2 separate regions of the Homo sapiens genome follow, and region 2 is linked to region 1. The links are chromatin loops, found by intact Hi-C in ENCODE. Cell type or tissue: Calu3. All regions are shown on one strand. Links, peaks and the distances in the headings refer to the core of each region. The heading gives the core; the rest is flanking DNA.

What was found. Hi-C counts contacts between places; a loop is a spot of excess contacts. Peaks named below come from ENCODE experiments on the same cell type or tissue, not always from the same donor. Only the 100,000 strongest peaks of a DNase experiment are listed, where the experiment ranks them.
Region 2: it touches region 1 in a loop (2.5-fold over the local background); 6 of 110 quality-filtered maps call a loop at or near these places.

The regions. Positions count from the first base shown.
Region 1 is chr1:73,673,034-73,678,430 of GRCh38, forward strand. It overlaps LINC02238 (long intergenic non-protein coding RNA 2238), which reads left to right and starts at 1,646. Exons shown (of 4, transcript NR_146300.1): 1 at 1,646-1,743. In Calu3, for the core only: a CTCF peak has its summit at 2,171; no DNase peak of the experiment used is centred there.
Region 2 is chr1:73,996,325-74,001,721 of GRCh38, forward strand. No RefSeq gene overlaps it. Among named protein-coding and RNA genes, the nearest start is that of LRRIQ3, 200 kb to the right of the region's middle. In Calu3, for the core only: a CTCF peak has its summit at 2,219 (motif pointing left); no DNase peak of the experiment used is centred there.

The sequences.
Region 1 (5,397 bases), core at 292-5,291:
TAAAACAAACATGCAATGCAGAGAGTGGTTAACTATATTCTCCCCTTCAAGTATATCATAGTCTTATGCACTTGAAAGGAGAATATCACTAAAATTATTTTGAAAATAAAAGTATATCTTTCCAAATCAACATTCTTGTGTATTTATTGAACACCTGCTTACCTGTCAGAGGACTGTAAACTGTACTGAGATCACTATTTAAACCAGTTATAGAGATTACCGTTGGAAGTGGAGAATCAGTTCTCACCAAATACTCTGAGTTAATATTCAAGTCAGCTCATACTTTCTAAGATTATTAAACTAACATCTTCCTACAAATAGCTTATTCTCATCTTTCATTAGGAGGAAAATTAGTCCTGAGTCCTCCTACCTCCCGGTACCTATCACTCACCTCTTAGTACAATGTTAGATCCTGGGTCCTTCTATCTTTCTGTACCTGTCACACTTATTTGTCGTGGTTTGGTAGCGCTTAAGAAAATAATAGAATGCAGATTACCTCTGTTTTATATTTATAATGAAAACTGCATTGTGAGTCTGGTCACTGGTCAGTTGTACAATACCCCCTTCCTATATGATTTGGGGGATTTAAATACTGACTATGACCTGCTGAGATTTGGGGTTGTGTAATTTTTTTTCTGCTTCTTTGGCTCTCTCTGGGTCTATTATATTATGACTTGTTTGTTCTCTGTCTGTCCTCTGCCTGTCACTTAAGACTGAAACGACACCTCTTATGCTAAACTGATAACATCAGTATGTGCACCTTTCCTGAAGTTTAAATATAGACCTCATGGCTATACTGTATTTTTAATAGATAAAAATTATTCATTCACTGTAATTACTAAGTGAACTTTTAATACAGGCCATTTCCCTTCTTACCCTCACAGCAATTACCCGCTGTATATGACTGAAAACAATAGCATCCTTTTAAAACCAAAATGGCGATTGATACATATTAGATGCAGAACTATATTGTTTGCAGGTTAGTAACTGTGGGAAGACTGTATTCTTATCTGTTTAATTAATGATGTAGGCTTTTATATTTGGCTTTCATAAGAAATCTGTTGCCTGGTAACAGATTTGCCTGTGGGCTCCCAGAAGAAGCTGGGCTTTCTAAGCAAAGCACCCTGTTGTCTTATAAATAGGGCAGTAAAGCTTGCTCAGACATGCCTTAGGCATTCAGCAGTTCTTTTCCTGTACAAGTATCTGATTCCAGCTGGGAGGTTTCCTTCACCAGACACACTCAAGTGGACAAAGAAAAAGAATAGCCCCAATTTCCATTTTAGCCTAATACTATGAAGAAAGAGAAGAGACCAGAGAGATATTTGTTCTCATTTCCCAAACTGGCAAAATAAACTACTTTAGAGAAGTATTAATTAGCTGAAAATAAAAATCAATTATAATTCCTGGACATTTAGCTTTAGGACAAACTAAAGCACAGTGGGACAATGGCAAGCAGTGTAATCAAAACAGAAACACTGAAAAAAATCCTATTTATAAAAATGGATTCTATAAGTTATGTATCTCTGAGCACGAGAAAAGGTTTTGTTCAGTCGGGGTAACTATCCCCTAAGCTACCTTTTATCACTTGTATGAAATTACCTTCTATTTTTTTCTGTACAGCTATTGGTTGGTTTGCTTGTTCTCTATGCCAATACAAGTTCCAAGAGGGTAGGATGCTTTCCCTGTTTTTCTTCATCTATGCTCACAATACCTAGAACAGAAGATGACACAGGTATGTGCCCAGTAAGTGCTTTCTGAATAAAAGTACTTTAAATAGTCTATGAGCTCTTTAAGGACAGAGGCAACGTAAAATTCCAAGGTTTTTTTAATTGGTTTTAGTTTTGTTTTATTTTTAAATTTTCACTGCCCAGCACATGATTGTTTTTCAATTAAGTTCTATTAAATGAATGGTAGCATGAGTGAATGGATGGATAGCTGAGTGGGTGGAGGGATGGATGGATGGATGGATGAATGGATGGATGGGATGAATGAATAAATGAAGAAATAAATGAGTGAATGAAGAAAAGAAAGAAGGAAGGAATAATGAAACCTCTTTCCTGGTGAAAACTGAGTTAAAAGCTACTAACATAAAAGGACACCATCTAGTGGTGACTAAATAACAACAGGTGAAAGTAGAAAGCAGACAGTACTGAGGACGTGCTCGAGAAACCAATTTTGACATAATCACTAAATGACTGTGGGTGTGTGGAAGGATCAAAATTGTTGCCATATATTCTAAGAATTTACTATAATTCATATAATCACTAAAATCTGTTTCAAATACATATTTTTACCATTTTAAATTTAGCTACTACTTACTGAGTGCTTAATATATTCTAGGTACTATTTTCAAATTATTTCTAATCTTTAACATATATCTTCTTTCATTCACACTGAGAAAATTAAGACAGGCAAAGACTAAGAGATTTGCAAAGCCTCCATATAAACTAAGTAAAATATACCTGTGCTGTGTAAAATATACCCATGTTTTGCAAAATAAATTGAGGAGAAGCATTCTATATATATATGTATTTAAATGATATCAAAATCCAAGTAAATGTTAAGGGTCTAAAGTAAATTTAATATTTAGAATTTACCTGCAACATGGAAAAAATATTGACCATAAAAATGCTAAATCTTTCTTTATCTTAATATCCTGGAATATTTACTTAAGAAGGCAGAAAAATCTTACAAGAATTATATACTAGGTAAGCATGTGTGATGTTTTGTTACTGTTGTTATTGTTATTTTTGTTTTTTGGTATAAATAGTAAAGATTTGATGTCTACATGAAGTACACATAAAAAGTTTAGTCAAATTTTTGGCAAATTAGAGCATTTATTAAGAATGGTTAAAGTCTCAATTATAGAGTATCGAATTTTGGGGGTACTATTAAATATTTCAATACTACCTTCAATTCCTTTAATTACTGCTTAGAGATTTACTAGTAGTTATTTTGTAAAGGGGAGGAGCTTTATAAACAAATGTAAATGACTTTAATGTATCCTATGCTAGCACCACAGCAATGATTTATATTAATATCACGTGTCTCAAAGTAAATAATACCTTCTTTTTCTTAAGGCAAGAGTTATTTCTTAAAGTACATTTGTATTTCTAAGCTACATAATTGGCTCTGTTAAAACAGTGGAATAGAAAGAAGTGAAAAATTAAACTCATTTAATAGAAAATATTTTCTCTGTTCTTGAAAATATCTAATCACATCATATATACTAGTGTTGCAACCTGCATGAAGTAGCAAGTAAAATACCCATCTTTCTTTCTATACATTTATAATAGTTCGCTCCCAAAATAGCCATTTTGTTGCAGCTGTCATGTTGGAAGCACATCAACTTACTAGCAAGTCTAGGAGGGGATAGTAAGAAACGATGGCAAAGCAATGGTTTCAGAAATATAATGTCACAGATTGAGCCACGTGAAACAGAGCAACCCAACTCATTTAATGTAGTATAAGTAAAACTGTTTTATATAAATTTATTTCTTGAAATTCAACTCTTGATTTTGAAGCAAAGCCCATAATCTAAAACTCAGTACCCTCTAAAATGTTATAATACTTTATCATTTATACCATCTGGCCCTTCTGAAAATAGGAGTCTTTCTTATTCCTGGAACTCATAAATCTGTTCATTCAAATATATATCATCATTAATAAGTAATTAATAAATATATATCTATCAAATAAGACTAAAAGTCTTCATTTGCTTTTATTATGCCCTTAGTGATACATCTTTGTAATGCTAAATAAGCTGCTACAGTAGTAGTAGCACTAAGTCATTGTGGTTAAGCATGCAGACTAGAATCAGGCTGCCCCAGTTCTAGCACTTGTTAATATTGTGACCTTAGCATTACCATTTTGCATTTTCACAGGCTCATAAAATTAAGATAATAAAAATATATCTGTCTTATGGGATTGCTCTAAAGATTAAGTAAGACCAATGATGTGAGGTATCATTATTAGCTAATTCCAATAGGATAAAAGTAGCATATAAAATATTTTTGGTATATTCTACAGAAAATAAACTTACTCAATTTAATCTAACTGAAATTTTACAAAAGTCATGGGCCTTGTAGTTTACTTCACATGTAGATACCAATCAAGAAGCAATTTGTCAAGAAAATAGCATGAGCTAGTTCTCTTAGAATCTAGATACCATATAAGTGCATATATGAGTTCAATAACAAAAAGTACCAATACTCAATTTTATTATGATTGAGCTAGAATTGTGAGCCCATTTTTCACAGAACAAAAACAAAAGTCAGATAGGAAGAGTAATTGTAAATGAAATAAGCATTTCACAGAGATCACTTAGATCAAGGACAAAACAAAATTCTAATACCTGGTACCAATTTTCTGAACTTTAAATAAAACCAATTTTTTATACTGGGCCATGAATATTTCTTCCAAAGCATATTTCCTCCAAAAATATTTCCTCTGAAACAATAATAAAAGGCAGGGAGCCAGGCATAGTTGTGCATTTTTAAAACTGTCAAGTTGTAACTTAAAAGAGTAATCCAAATTAAAAAGAGCATTTCAGAAAAAATAGTTTATTAATCCATAGTTAAGTCTCTTCTCTAGTCATCTACAGATGAGTATTTTGGAAAATTTCAATTCTTTTCAGTTATCAGATCCTTGATTTTAGACAATACTTAGTATTTGCAGACATTTATGCCAGTTCACTTGTTCGACACAGAAGGCTAACAGACCACCAATATTCATGGTCTTCTACAGTATAACATTTGCTGTCTCTCTCGTATCTAGATGGTGCTATGTGACTAATTCTGGTTAATGAAACATGATCAGAAGTGATAAGTGTCAATTACAGACTGTCATTATTAAGTATACGTGCTCTGCTCTCATTTTTAATCAATTTAAAAACCTAGTTTTACAGATGGTAGGTTCACAAAATGAATGAAGCCTGAATTAGTGAGAGACATCATGTGAAAGAGAGCCACCCTGTTGAGCTACTTGATAAGAACATCAGCATTGGAATTTATATAAACAAAAAATAAAATTTATCATGGTAAACACTTTAATTTGCAGCTTGCTTCTTTAAAAAAGTTAGTCTACCTGAATAATAAAGATGTCTAGACAATTTGGAGACTTTGGAGTCAATTTTCATTACACTATAAAATTGATCAATTATTAACAAGAAAGTTGTTCCTAAGGAACATCATAGGAATAAAAGACCTGTTCTTTGATATGAATTTCTCTAGCATCTTTCCTCTGTATGTCAGGCTTCATTTCATAAAAGTTTTGAAAATTTATGTCTTCGTTACTAAGTATATATATTCAGACTCTATCTTTTAGGAGCTCAGAGACATGTTAAAGAGATGCTGGAAGTACACACAAAGGGCATAGAAGAACAGAAGAGTTGAAATT
Region 2 (5,397 bases), core at 93-5,092, 320 kb after region 1:
GGAAGTAGAGACTCAAAGTTTTGGAGAACATCTAACCCGTGGCACATATTCTCAAGTCTTTCTTGACCATCAACTTTGTCCATTGAAGAATTTATCACTTCTCTCTGCTGCTTCCCCTACACTCAGACAGAATGCTATCCTGAGATCTACATTAGTTGGTTTCTTTAGGTGGCAAAAATTTAACAGCAGAGACAATTTTTATTTTAGCCTTGTACCTTCCAGCATGTTGCCCTGCTCCAGGATAGAGTAATTATTTTGTTAAAATAAATAAATAAATATATATATATATATATATATATGCACACACACACACACATATATATATACACACACATATATATACACACACATATATATACACACATATATACACACACACACACACACATATATATATATACACATATAATGAATTTATTCAGAGCCCTCTCTGTCACTTTTGTGTTTTATTTCTGTGTATTTGGGAAAATATTTTAATCTATAAGAACATTATTAAAACATGTACCCTGCAATACTATTGAGGGCATTAGATGAGAAACATATATTAAGGGTTTAAATATAAATGATGTTTCCCAGACCCTCACTCTCCACCTGAAATCACATCCCCTTCGTAAGTAGGAGATGGAGAGAAGGCCTATTTTTGAAATCCTAATGTTAGGTATAGGAATTGAAATATGCCCTTATTCCCTCAGTTTATGTCCATAAACGTTGTTGTTGTTGTTGCTGCTGTTTTATTCAGAAAGGTATAAGTCACAATACTACTTCTAGAAAGACAGAAAAATTCGATTTTGTAAACTTACAAGTAAAGACATAAGTGCACCCTGAAAAGCAGCACTTAGACTTCATAGGAAATACCTGGGAAGATTTTGTCCACGAGCAGCAAGGAAATATTTTGAGAAATTTAACTTTAAGTCTTATTCAGTTCAGTCAAATATATAAACATGTAATAATATGTTTAATGCAGAACATGTATTCATTCATTTATCAAACCAACATTTATTAAGCATTTACTTTGGCTTATTAACTTACATTATTTAGGAAAAAATCAAACCATGTTTTTCAAATTACCTATGTAACTATAGAATGCTTTGGACTGGATATGTAGTAAGATCCTTGGGGAGCATTTTTAGCCATAACATTTGGACCATTAAATGACCAGAGCCCATTCCTACACATTGCTTGAATTCCAATAAACATTTATGGAATAAATGCAACCATAACTATAAAAATTCATTTAAATCCCTTATTTAGACTTTTTAGCTATGACAATGTAGAATTTTACTAGAACCCAGGGATCTTGGAAAACAAAGGTGTTAAAGAAATATCCCCATCCTTTTGTGTCCCCAAAGATACCTTACTACAAAGAAACAGCCTTCCCTATGACTTATTTAGGGATGCTTTCCTTGGTTTACCTATGACCAATCCAGACAAAACCCTCCAAACTCCCATTCTTTGCTTCATTAATAGTTAACTGAACTGCTGGTCCCCACGGATCAATGAGAACAAAATGCTTGTTAAGCAAGCTTTGTTAAAGCATCTCTGCTTCCCCTAGGTCCCTGAACTTTGAACCACCTTCAGACTAAACCAGCAGACAGCCCCTTAACAGCAACTCCTGCGAATAATCTCAGTAACACAGTTTCTTATTTACTGTCCAATCTGCTGTCCACTCTTTCATCCCATTTCTCCACACCTAATTTTTTTCTAGCCTTGTTTACTTCTTATTATAAAAGGAAAACTCTTTTTGTTTAATCTTTGAATACTGGCAGGTCTCACGATCTATTACAGTAGTCCCCCTCCTTCTATTACAATTCCCCTCCTTCTATTCTCTTTCCTCCTTGCGATAATTTTAAAAAATATTTTCTTTACCCTAATTCCAGATTTGTGTTTTATTTGATACATGCTTTGAAAGAGGATTATTTCCCCCCCTACACACACCCAATGTACAAATGTAAACTAAATCTCCATCTGCTATAGTCCTAACTTCATTTTTTCTCATTTGACCTCTTAGAGTGTTTTTCTGATTTTCTAAAGTGAAAATATTTATTAACATTCAAGTTGAATAAAAAAGGATGTTTAGAGCCTATATCAAATAAAAATGCGTTGCAAATAAGAGTTCCATGACTCTGTCTTGGGGCTTGAGGAGCACTTACAGAAAGACTGCCTTCTTGAATGTTAGGGGACACTGTTTTAGTTACAGTAACTGTCTTGCCATAAGCTTGAATATGTACTGCCATCTACTGGTAAATACTACAAAATCAAATTAAAACAAATGGCACTTCTTTCTTGCAATAAGTATGTGAACACATTTGTTGAAAAAAAGGTCCTCTCAACAGACCTAACAACAAATGTTTATGTTCTATATACATAATTTATTTATTAACTCACCATGTTTAAATACTGTTTTATCTTATATTTTCTTAAAAATGTTTTTTGGTTTATAAAATATTTTTAACTGATTCAGGGTTAAATATCTGAACAAGTCCAATTATTGTACTATGTTGAATAGGATAGTACAGTTCAGAACAATACAGAGCTTTGATGTGCAAAGGTGCAGTCTGCTGACCACACTTTAGGTACAAGAAACATCTGGGAGCTCGTTAGGAATTCAGAATCTCAGTCCTCTTCCCAGACCCTCTTAGAATCTGCACTTTAACAAGATGATTAGGCAAATGGTTTTCACATTAGAGTTTGGGGAGCCCTGGCACAAAGTAAAGTATAGCACTGCATAGGCAAAATCACTAGTCTGAAATATTAAAAATCAAAAACAAAGAACAAAGGAACTCATGGTCCTGGAATCATTTTTTATTTTTCAATCTTTTAAATGGACTTCATCCTGCAATTAAAATATTTTGAATCACTGTAAGATCAATTGAAGCAGTTATGAAACAAATTATAATGCAAGACAATTAAGAACAATACCCTAGAGCTAAATGTTAATATTATACATTTGTGCATATTGGAATTCATTTTTCTGTTCAGCATCCTTGATGAGACTTTCCATAACATTAATTACTGAGACAGCTATGCCAGCAGCCTCCCAAGAAAGTCAAGAAATAGTCGAAGAAAAGATACAAAGTAAGGAGTTGGAGTTAAGAGTAAAGTCAATGAGGGGTGCTAAATTTCATGCAAATGCATACACATATACAGATGCACACACACACACACACACACACACACACACACACACACACACACTGAGAGTGATCTCCCAATATCAAGTTGGCAGACCGCAGGAGCCAAAATTTCAAGGCTCGCTGGCTCTCCACAGCTCCTACAATCACTTTTATTAGAAAGAGACTCCATCGCTCAAGTGATCTTATTTAGTGTGCCAGAGGCCTCTTACTTGAAAAAGAAACACAGATAAAAGTGTACATTCAGCAAAAGGGCACAGTTTTCTTTTTTTTTTAATGTAAGTTGTATATATTATCATTGTCTTTGGATTTATTGAGACTTTCATTATGATTAGCACACAGTCATTTTTTTAAAAATGTTTCATGTGAGCTTGAAAATGTGCATTTTCTACTTCTTAGGTGCTAAATAGATAGATAAATCAAACTTGTTAATTGTTAATTATGCTGTCCATATTGTCTATATCATTATTAATTTATTTCACTGCCTAACTGATTGATTAATAAAAGTACATTAATATCTCCCCTTATAGGGATAAATTATTTTTTTCTGTTCCAGCAGATTTTGCTTTCCATATTTTATGACTGTTTAACTAGACTGTTTATATTTTCCTAAGAAATTTATTACTTTATAATATATCGTGTCCCTCTTTATTCTTAATAACATTCATCTTAAATTCTGTATAATTTAATACTACCCGATGTAGGCTAAACTTCACAGGTTAAGAGTCAGGAGTCCCCAGGGCCACTTTTACTTTTGACCAGTTGGTGACAAATTAGAGTGTTTCAACAACCACTCTCAAGTTTGATTTTTCAAGAGAAAAATTCACAGGACTCACTAGAAGAAAGTCTAATACTTAAAGTTATAGTTTTAATATATATATTATATAGCATATATAATATATATATTCCCAAATTAGAAGAGATGCATAGAGTGAAGACTCAGAGAGTTCAAAACACAGTTTTCATCATCTTCTCAGTGTCAAAGTGCGACGATACTCAAGAGTATTGCCAACCAGGGAAAGCTCACTGAGCTTCAGTGTTAAGAGTTTTGTTTTTGTTTTTTTTAAATCGGACTCTAACTCTGTAGACACAATTGATTGAATCATTGTCCACTGACTCAGTCTCCAGTTAGCTCTCGCTTCCACTGGGGTTAGGGTGATATAAAAATATAAGGTTGATCTTTCCAGTATGGCCAAATCCAACCTAGTCAACTCCTCAGCATAAACTATCTAGGAGCTAACCATCAGTCACCTAATCAGCATAACTCTCTATCAAGTGGGTTCTAACAGGCCCACCATAACAAAGACACTCCAATTACTTGGAAAATTCAAAGGGTTTAGAGGCTACCTCCTGGAGCCAAGACAAAGGCCAGACTTCTCTTTTGGTAAAGTTAGTTCTTCACCACACAAGTACTAATATTGCCACCCTAGCTTTCTTTTCATTATGAATGACCCACAAAGTATAAAGTAAATGGTAAAAAAATCCAAATATTTCTGTAATCACAGTAAATATAAATATACGAAACTCATTATTAAAATTTGTCTTATTGGAATAAAATAATTCTTGTTATTTACAAGAGCCAAACATAAATGATATGGACACGTCATCAAATAAGTGCAAATTAAAACCACAATGAAACACCACTATGCACTCACCAGTAGAGGCAAACTTTAAAAAACTAATAATACAAAATAATCATAATCTTCATCTAAGCTGTGGTAACATGGGAATATAAATTCATCTGTAACATGTATATAAGTAGAAATTATCAAGCCATACATTTAAGATATATGCATTTCTATGTATGTTATATCTCAATAAAATAATTTTGAAAACATGAATAAAAAAAGACATTCGCTTTCAGGACAGCCTCATATTCTAGTTTCACTCTTCAAAATCTGCTTGCAGCTGGTTTCAATTCACTGATAGAAGTAATACTGCCTACTAGACAGGGTATTGGAGAATGTGGAGAAATAGGGAATGAGCCCAGAACAGAGGAAGGATATTGATATTATTACCCAAAGTTAATATAGTTGAACAGAGACATCTCAGTGCTTAGGTTGAAAAAGAGGGATAAGAAAAAGAATAAGGCATAAAAGAAGGAGATAGGTTGAATACAGGAGTACTGGCTAGAAAGTTAGGAGGGCTATGGAATCAATGTTCTGCTTCAGAATCATGGGCCTAGCTAGATAACTAGTATAGTTTTTATTCCCACAAGTCAGTGAAGTAATGTGAGAAAGTCACACCGAACTGACAGATACACCAT